3 separate regions of the Homo sapiens genome follow, and regions 2 and 3 are each linked to region 1. A link is a contact called in ENCODE Hi-C or POLR2A ChIA-PET data. All regions are on one chromosome and are shown on one strand. The core of a region is the stretch at or near the end of the contact, and the rest is flanking DNA. Distances in the headings are between cores, read along the strand shown. Region 1 has its middle 25 kb from the start of SVIL. Region 2 overlaps SVIL (supervillin). Region 3 has its middle 170 kb from the start of SVIL.

Region 1 (2,558 bases), core at 38-2,537:
AGTACTTTCTAAATTCAAATTTAAAATCAGATCCAAATATAGGGATGGCCAGGCATGGTGGCTCCCACCTGTAATCCTGGCACTTTGGAAGGTTGAAGTGGGAGGACTGCTTGAGGCCAGGAGTTCAAGACCAGTCTGCAACAAAGTGAAACCCTGTCTATACAAAAAATTGAACAAATTAGCTGAGCGTGGAGGTGTGCTCCTGTGCTCCCAGCTACATGGGAGGCCAAGGCAGGAGGATCACTTGAGTCCAGGAGGTTAAGGCTGCAGTGAGCCATGTTTGGATCACTGTACTTCAGCCTGGGCAACAAGGAAGACCCTGTCTTTAAAAAAATTAAAAACAAAAGAACAAATATGGAGGCTTGGGAACAGCAGCCTTGCCACAAAGGGACAACTGAGAAAATAAGAAATGGGTTGAAATTCATCACGAAGTTGGATGGAACTAACAAAGACCCAATTCCACAGAAAAAGACATGCTGGGTGGAGAGTTAGGAGACTGGAATAACTCACCGAAGGCATCAGGGTGAGTGATTTGGCTATGACTTGGTCTATGTCAAGCATTCCAGGCAGAGACAATCTCTGCATTTATTTTCCTCAAAGAGTGAGGGGAAACCCCACCTATGCTAGAATGTACCAGAGTAGAATTAAGGCAAACATGCATTTCCCCTTGTGGTTTGCCTGACGAGGTGCAATTTGTATGAAAGATGACTCACAAGGTTACAGAGTCATTCTTTAGACTCGAGGGTTGACACTCTGTGTGGTTCTTAATGACTCAGCCTGGGAGAGGTCCCCAACACAGAAGGCTCCAGCCCTGCAATCCCAGACTACAGAGGAAAGCCCCTCGTTTATCAGCTGGTTAGTGGTTAACAAGCGTGGCTTTGGGAAGTCTTTTGTCTTAGGCTATTGAGTTCCATCTTCTCATCTCCTCTCTGTTGTCTACTCAGCACTTCCTTGTATTCTTACCGCCGGAAAAAGTCAGAAAAGAATTCACTCAAGCACAGAGGGCTCTGAACTGGGCAACAGCTGGCACCACACCAGGCATTGCAAGAAACCACAGCTGAATTCCTTGGCGCTCATTTTTATAAATATTCCACAGGAAGGATGTCAGAAGCCTGGTTTATCCAGCATAGAGAGAATGGGGTTCATCTCCAGAAGCCCAGCCCCAGAGGCAACTTCTAGGAAAAAATCATCTTGTGATGGGTGCGGGGTCAAAGGGGAGTCAGCCCATGTGAAGTTCCCACAAGGTTAAAAAATAAATTATTGTCACCACTGCCTGGTGGAATTCAGACAGTCATGAACTCATTCTTGTAAGCCACAGAGATGGTTGCGGTAAACACAGACAAATTATTGGGTTTAAGCAGACCGTTTTTTGTTCCAACAATAAAAAAAATCATTTTCCCTTTCCTCCACAAATCTCTTTATTACTAAAAAGCTTTGATGCCTTGAGAACTGGGCTAGATCAATGTAAGCCTCTCTTTTTCCCCTGGGACTCCTCCTTAGGGCTCCAAACTGGTTTAAAAAATCCTTTGCCTGCTTAGGAAAAGGAGACCCTCTTATTGAACCAGCCACAAAAGAAAGAAAAAGAAAACTACTCAAAAAGAAAACAGGGGCTGGGCACAGTGGCTCATGTCTGTAATCCCAGCACTTTGGGAGGCTGAGGCAGGAGGATGGCTTGAGGCCAGGAGTTCAAGACTAAGCTGGGCAATACAGTGAGACCTTGTCTCTACAAAAAAATTAAAAATTAGCTGGGCCTGCCTATGGTCCCAGCTACCCAACAGGCTGAGGAAGAAAGATTGTTTGGGCCCAGGAGTTGCAGGTTACAGTGAGCTACGATTGTACCACTGCGCTCCAGCTCGGGCAACAAAGCAACACCTTGCTTGACTCAAAAAAAAAATTAAAAAGGCAGGGTGGGGTGGCTCATACCTATTGTTCCAGCACTTTAGGAGGCCAAAGTGAGAGGATCAATTGAGCCCAGGAATTTGAGACCAGCCTGGGCAACATAGCAAGACCCTGTGTTTACAAAAAATATAAAAAATTAGCCAGGCATGGTGTTGCACACCTCCCAGCTACTAGGGAGGCTGAGGTGGGAGGATCGCTTGAGCCTGGGAGGTGGAGGCTGCAGTGAGCCATGGTCTCACCACTGCACTCCAGCCTAGGCCACAGAGCAAAATTCTGGTGGGGGGAACGGGCCAAGAGAATCACAAGAAGCCAAGAAGAAAGGGCAGAATAGAAACATTCTCATCCCTCCCTCTTCTTAAAGAGAGTGCTAATCTCTGCCCAGACGCTCACGTCTTCCCCTGGCTCATTCCCCTCCTGACCTCTGGAGCATGGGCTCTCAAACTCATAGTGTGCACAGCAATCGCCTTGGGGCTCTACAACTGTGAGTCCAGATAGAAGAAAATCTGCAGTGAAATCATGAGCTCAGGGACAAAGAAGGAGTTTAAAAAGCCTGTGCCTGGGCCGGGTGTGGTGCCTCACGCCTGTAATCCCAGCACTCTGCGAGGCTGAGATGGGAGGATCATGAGGTCAAGAGATCAAGACCATCCTGGCCAACATGG
Region 2 (2,558 bases), core at 27-2,526, 140 kb before region 1:
AGGGTCCTTCTTCCAAGCTTCCCGATTCCCATTAAATATTTGTTTTGGAGATGGGATGAGATATATTCTATGATAAAAGTTTTGTTATGCTAATAAGAAAACAAATTTTGTAGTACTTAAACAAGAATCCGGCGACATCTACGTATGTGTACATAATCACACCTTGTATTTGTCTATTCACTCAGTCAAATAACGGGAAGTAAGCCGTGAAGAAAGGAATCCCCCAAAGGAGGCAGGAGCTTCGAACTCTGGACCTGTCCCCTTCCTCAATCTCTTCCTTCTCCCCCCTTCATTTCTGTTTTCCTCTTTCTGCTAAGTGGCAGCAGATAAGATCTCAAGTGCTCAATCTCTAGAACTGGGGTAAGGCTGCCTTGTCAATCTCATGCAGATCCCTTTGGGTCAAGGTCTCATTTAGTCCTAACTCCTGTAATTCTCGAATGTTTAACAACACCCTGCATGCTACAAGAGCTAGTTCATGGGCTTGGACACGAAGTCGAAATTCCTTCAAGAGCTCTAATCCGCACCATTTCATACTATATAATGACTATGATTCATCTTTTCTCCAATTATTTTGAATGAGTCAGTTTTATCCTAATAAAATAATCTCACAAAATGAAATCATTAAAAGAAATTCATATTTGCATGCTGTATTTGAGCTTTCAAAGCATCAATAAATGAGACTTTCAAAAAGTAAGCATGCCAGCACTTTAATACCCAAATGAGAAGTCCTTCCAGTTCATGATCTTGTGGAACCAAGCACTCATCTCACTGATATTCTCCCTGTAAACTGGCCTCAGAACCAGCTTCTCTCACTTCACCTTCCACCCAGGCTGGCAGCTACTCCTCCTGAACATCCACCTTGTTAATCAGATTGGATTCAAATGATGAATTTTTAAAAGATCAAATTCATCTTCCTGAGTTGAGTTCATTAAAAGTCATGAGCTCTGGTCTTTGAAGACCTTCTCAAAAAGAAGCTCCCAAAAGTCTGGGGCAAGGACACCAGCACCTATGTCATCGGACGATTTCCCTGGTGGTTGCTTTGTGGCATCTAAAACTGACTTAGAAAAACACAAGCTGTGGCATCTGAGATCACCTCCTCGTCCATCTTATACTCTGCTGATCTGCACGGCGACCCCTAAGACACTGGGAATTGTTATTCCCATTCTGACGGACAAGGAACGTGGGTACATCCGGGTCAAGAATTCCATTGACTGAGGTCACACTGGATGTTAGTGGGCAGAGAGACGTGACTGCAGCCCTCGCCTGCCTGTGTGTAGCTTGTTTCACTTCGGTAGAACATTAGCTGACCGGACACATTTTTGCCACACCGTTTTAGGAAAGGCATAGGATTCTGGCTTTCTTATAAGGTTTTTCCCACCATGGGATGGCCTCCAAAGAATTCCTCCATTCCAAAACCCTGAAATTTTGCTTCTACATGTGCTGGCAGGGTTACCATTGGGGACTTCCGAAGACTACAGAGTAACCAGAATAATCTGGAAGAAACTGTGCTTCCGTGGAGCCCACCTGGCACTTGGAGCCAGCCCTCGGCTCCAGCCTACGGAGCACATGACGAATAACTTGAAAATAACACGCACTAAAACTTGAGTGTGTTCTTCCTGTCCCTTTAGATTTCCTCATTGGTGTCCACCACGCTGAGGAGGGAGGGAGATCTTCCCAAATGTGTCCCTTCCTCCTGTGAGCTCACAGCCCTCCGGCTCACCGCAGACCACCAGGCTCTGAGAGGGTCGAGGAGCCGACGTCTGGGCCTACGCAGGACATAAATTCCTGCCGGTGCAATTCAAACAACTGTCAGCGCTTCTAACAACTGCCAAGCCAAAGTGCTGTTTGCAGGACTGTGATGCTGGGAGCCTGGGCAGTGGCTAGGCCTGGGCTGTGTGAACCCAGAGAGAGGCACGACACTGGCCCGCTCACCCAACGCCTGGCCCAGGGCCACCGTGACAGGTGCCTGCCAGGACACCCGGGGAAACGGTGCCTCCTCTTCCATAGCCCACACTGTTCCAGCAGGGAATGCTGGCCTGAGAACCCTGCTTGTTGAGAACAAGGACATCAGGCTCAGAGCAGTCAGGGCTGGGTCAAACAGGAGACATGACAACCATGTGCCCCTAATATTAAATAAGATGTGTTTTCTCTCTCTTTTTCAGAATTTTCCCTTCATTTTAGAGAATTACAGGCACCCCATAGATCTCTGATAGGGATGAACAGCACACTTAAGTACTTATATTAGATCTTGGTTTTGGCTGGTTCACAAGTTGGAGAAGTGAATGAACTAAAGTGTCTTTTAAATGAGAGACAAATCACACTTTGGAAAAGGAGGGCCAGGCGTGGTGGCTCACACCTGTAATCCCAGCACTTTGGAAGGCTGAGGTGGGAGGATCGCTTGAGGCCAGGAGGTGGGAGACCAGCCTGGGCCGCAGAGCAAGACCCCGTCTCTACAAAAAAATAAAAATAAAAAATAAAAAGCCAGCTGAGCATGGTGGTGTGTGCCTGTAGTCCCAGCTACTTGGGAGGCTGAAGTGGGAGGATCATTTGAGTCCCAG
Region 3 (2,558 bases), core at 38-2,537, 140 kb after region 1:
CAAGACTACAGGTGCACACCACCACACCTGGCTAATTCTTGTATTTTTTGTAGAGATGAGGTTTTGCTATGTTGCCCAGGCTGGTCTCGAACTCCTGAGCTCAAGAGATTTGCCTGCCTTGGCCTCTCAAAGTGCAGGGCTTACAGGTGTGAGTGAGGAGCCTTCTTTACATGCTGTCTGACATGTCATTGTTCAGAACTTAATTACACGGTTGCAAGGGAATGTGGTAAGTGTAGCCTTTTCATAGGGTGCCTTGCAGCCCTTAATAACATCTGTCATTAGATTTCTAAATAATGGGTACAGTCTTGGCTATAAGAGTCATCAGTGCAAACAGTGTTTACAGCCATGGCATTGGACGATGACGTGATCGGCAGAGGAAGGGAAACCAATCACAGAGGTGCTCATCCACAGCTGTAACGTGCCTCTGGCTCACAGAAACATGGAGCACCAGAGCTTGGCTTGGCTTGTATTGGTCATTCTTTGTCTTATTCCTGGGCCATGCATTTTTATAGCACGTGTTTGTCCTTTTCCTTTTGACCTACTTTACCCTTATACAACCTAGTTGAGTTTTATGCACTCTTTCAAGAAGCCCTTCTAGAACACGACTGTGTATAAATAAATAACAAACAAAGCTTTGATCAGTCTTCCTCTGTCAGAATGGGGAAAGAAGGCGAAAGAAGTAGAAAAAGAGGAAGTAGAGGAAGGGAAAGGGGCAGGAAATGAGTGGAAAGCAAACTGAGTGATTGAGGAGATTTTTGTTGGGGGTCGGGGAGATGCCTCAGAGCTTGTGTATTTACATGAGTCATCTGGACACGCTGAAACCCAGTTTCAACTTGAAGGGTTCCTCTCCAACCAACTGCTTCCTGGGGTCTGTCTGGAGAGTTACCAGAAGGTAATCTTCAACTAGAAGTGATTATTAGGTGGGCATAGGCAGCTGTTGTTGGCAAAGGAAATGCATTTCTTTTTGCTTACCTGTGACCAGTGGTTTGAGTCTCATGGAAGAAGCTCTCAATGATAGAAACTGAAGTCAGTGCCACATATGTAATTATATAAAGAACTTTGTGATTGCAGCTCAGGAAATGGTCTGGGTTTCAGACGTCCTCTGTCCTCACTGATGATGGCTGAAACTGAGGGTTTCAAAGTCTCTGGTTGGTGCCAGAGGGTACAGTTGGGTACAGAAAAGTGAGGAAATACTCTGGAGTCAAATAAAAATGCAAGAAGCAGAGAGCTTTTGAGGATATACAATGTGACGCTTAATGTTTGTCTTCCTTAAATGTCCTCAGTGCCACCATGACTAAGTTCTGGAAACAGAGAATCCTGTTTTGATTCTGTGACTCAGAGGGCATAATATGTTGGCTCTTTGCCCTGGGGCCCAGGGTATCCAGTGAAGCAAAAACAACTAGGCTACAGCTGCACTTCCCTGTGCTGCATGCTGCAGGGGCTGGAACCAGAAAGGCCACAGGGAATCTGAGAAAATTCACTTCTCTTAAGCTTCTCACTATTTCTCCAAAGCAAAGACAGGAGGGCTGCTGCCAGGACTGTGAGAGTTTGTACAGTATTGTGGTGCAATTGCAAAAGGCGTGCTTTCTCCTGGCAGGTGCAGCCCCCACACAGGGCTCAGCATGTGGTTAGTGGAGAACAGGCTGGATTTAGGTCCCCATCCTCCCTCTCAGCAGAGCATCCCTGCAGAGAGAAAAACCCACACACCCACCCACCTGTGGTAGCGCTGGCTGCTACCTACTTCACACATCCTGCCTGATAAGGTTTGGCTGCGTCCTCACCCAAATCTCACCTTGAATTGTAACTTCCATAATTCCCAAGTGTTGTGGGAGGGACCCAGTGGGAGATAATTGAATATGGGGGCAGTTTCCCCCATACTGTTCTTGTGGTAGTGAGTAAGTCTCTTGAGATCTGATTTTTATAAGAGGTTTCCCCTTTTGCTTGGGTCTCATTTTCTCCCTTGTCTGCCACCATGTAAGATGTGCCTTTCACCTTCTGCCATGATTGTGAGGCCTCCCCAGCCATGTGGGACTGTGAGTCAATTAAACCTCTTTTTCTTTATAAATTACCCACTCTCAGATATGTCTTTATCAACAGCGTGAAAACGGACTAATACACTGCCTGTCACCACTGGGGCTGTCCCAATGCTTCATGCCCTTGGAGTGGTGGCCTCTGAAGCAGAGTTTAGTGTGTAGCATGTGTCTGAGGCGTGTGCTTGAGATCAACTCCCGTGGCAGGGAGACAGAAGGCAGGAGAGTGCGAGGGAGAAGTCAAACTGTGATGAAATCTGATGATGGCCTTGGGCAGCCCTGTGGGGAGCCCTGGAGCTAGAATGTTCTCCAGTGTTGGACCAAGCTGGTCAGGCCTGTATCCCTCTGTGGTTTAGGGTAAAGCCGCTCTTCAGCTAAGATGAGTCCTGAGTTGGGGCAGCTGACAGCTGACACCCAGCCACCAGCATGCCCAGTGGTGGGGGCAACAAGTCTGTCCATGAAGGGAGATATAGAAGGCATGTCACAGTGTCTGCCACACCACCCCAAGGCTGCCCTTTAATAACCTAG

What was found. Hi-C counts contacts between places; a loop is a spot of excess contacts on that map. ChIA-PET counts read pairs that join two places held with the same protein, here RNA polymerase II (POLR2A). Pooled maps may share reads with other maps.
Region 2: a pooled map shows a loop between it and region 1 (7-fold over the local background). The contact joins two enhancer-like sites. A Hi-C loop is called at or near these places in 7 of 50 pooled maps. POLR2A ChIA-PET finds 5 or more read pairs at or near these places in 3 of 52 experiments (PC-9, activated CD4-positive, alpha-beta T cell and naive thymus-derived CD4-positive, alpha-beta T cell).
Region 3: a map of CD14-positive monocyte shows a loop between it and region 1 (9-fold over the local background). The contact joins two enhancer-like sites. A Hi-C loop is called at or near these places in 5 of 168 maps with a recorded cell type or tissue (CD14-positive monocyte, PC-9, endothelial cell of umbilical vein and 2 more) and 10 of 50 pooled maps.

The regions. Positions count from the first base shown.
Region 1 is chr10:29,658,429-29,660,986 of GRCh38, forward strand. It overlaps a transcript of SVIL not described here. Among named protein-coding and RNA genes, the nearest start is that of SVIL, 25 kb to the left of the region's middle. RefSeq lists an enhancer at 108-1,307. Within about 2 kb of position 1,288, at least 25 of the 41 ENCODE cell types and tissues checked have a DNase peak (open chromatin) inside an H3K27ac peak, as active enhancers do; they include CD14-positive monocyte, PC-9, endothelial cell of umbilical vein and 2 more, where a contact is called at or near this core.
Region 2 is chr10:29,514,796-29,517,353 of GRCh38, forward strand. The region is part of intron 16 of SVIL (supervillin); the gene reads right to left. It overlaps LOC124902401 (a long non-coding RNA gene), which reads left to right. Exons shown (of 2, transcript XR_007062099.1): 2 at 186-2,484. Among named protein-coding and RNA genes, the nearest start is that of MIR604, 29 kb to the right of the region's middle. RefSeq lists an enhancer at 1,422-1,922. Within about 2 kb of position 1,277, at least 5 of the 41 ENCODE cell types and tissues checked have a DNase peak (open chromatin) inside an H3K27ac peak, as active enhancers do.
Region 3 is chr10:29,803,009-29,805,566 of GRCh38, forward strand. No RefSeq gene overlaps it. Among named protein-coding and RNA genes, the nearest start is that of SVIL, 170 kb to the left of the region's middle. Within about 2 kb of position 1,288, at least 19 of the 41 ENCODE cell types and tissues checked have a DNase peak (open chromatin) inside an H3K27ac peak, as active enhancers do; they include CD14-positive monocyte, PC-9, endothelial cell of umbilical vein and 2 more, where a contact is called at or near this core.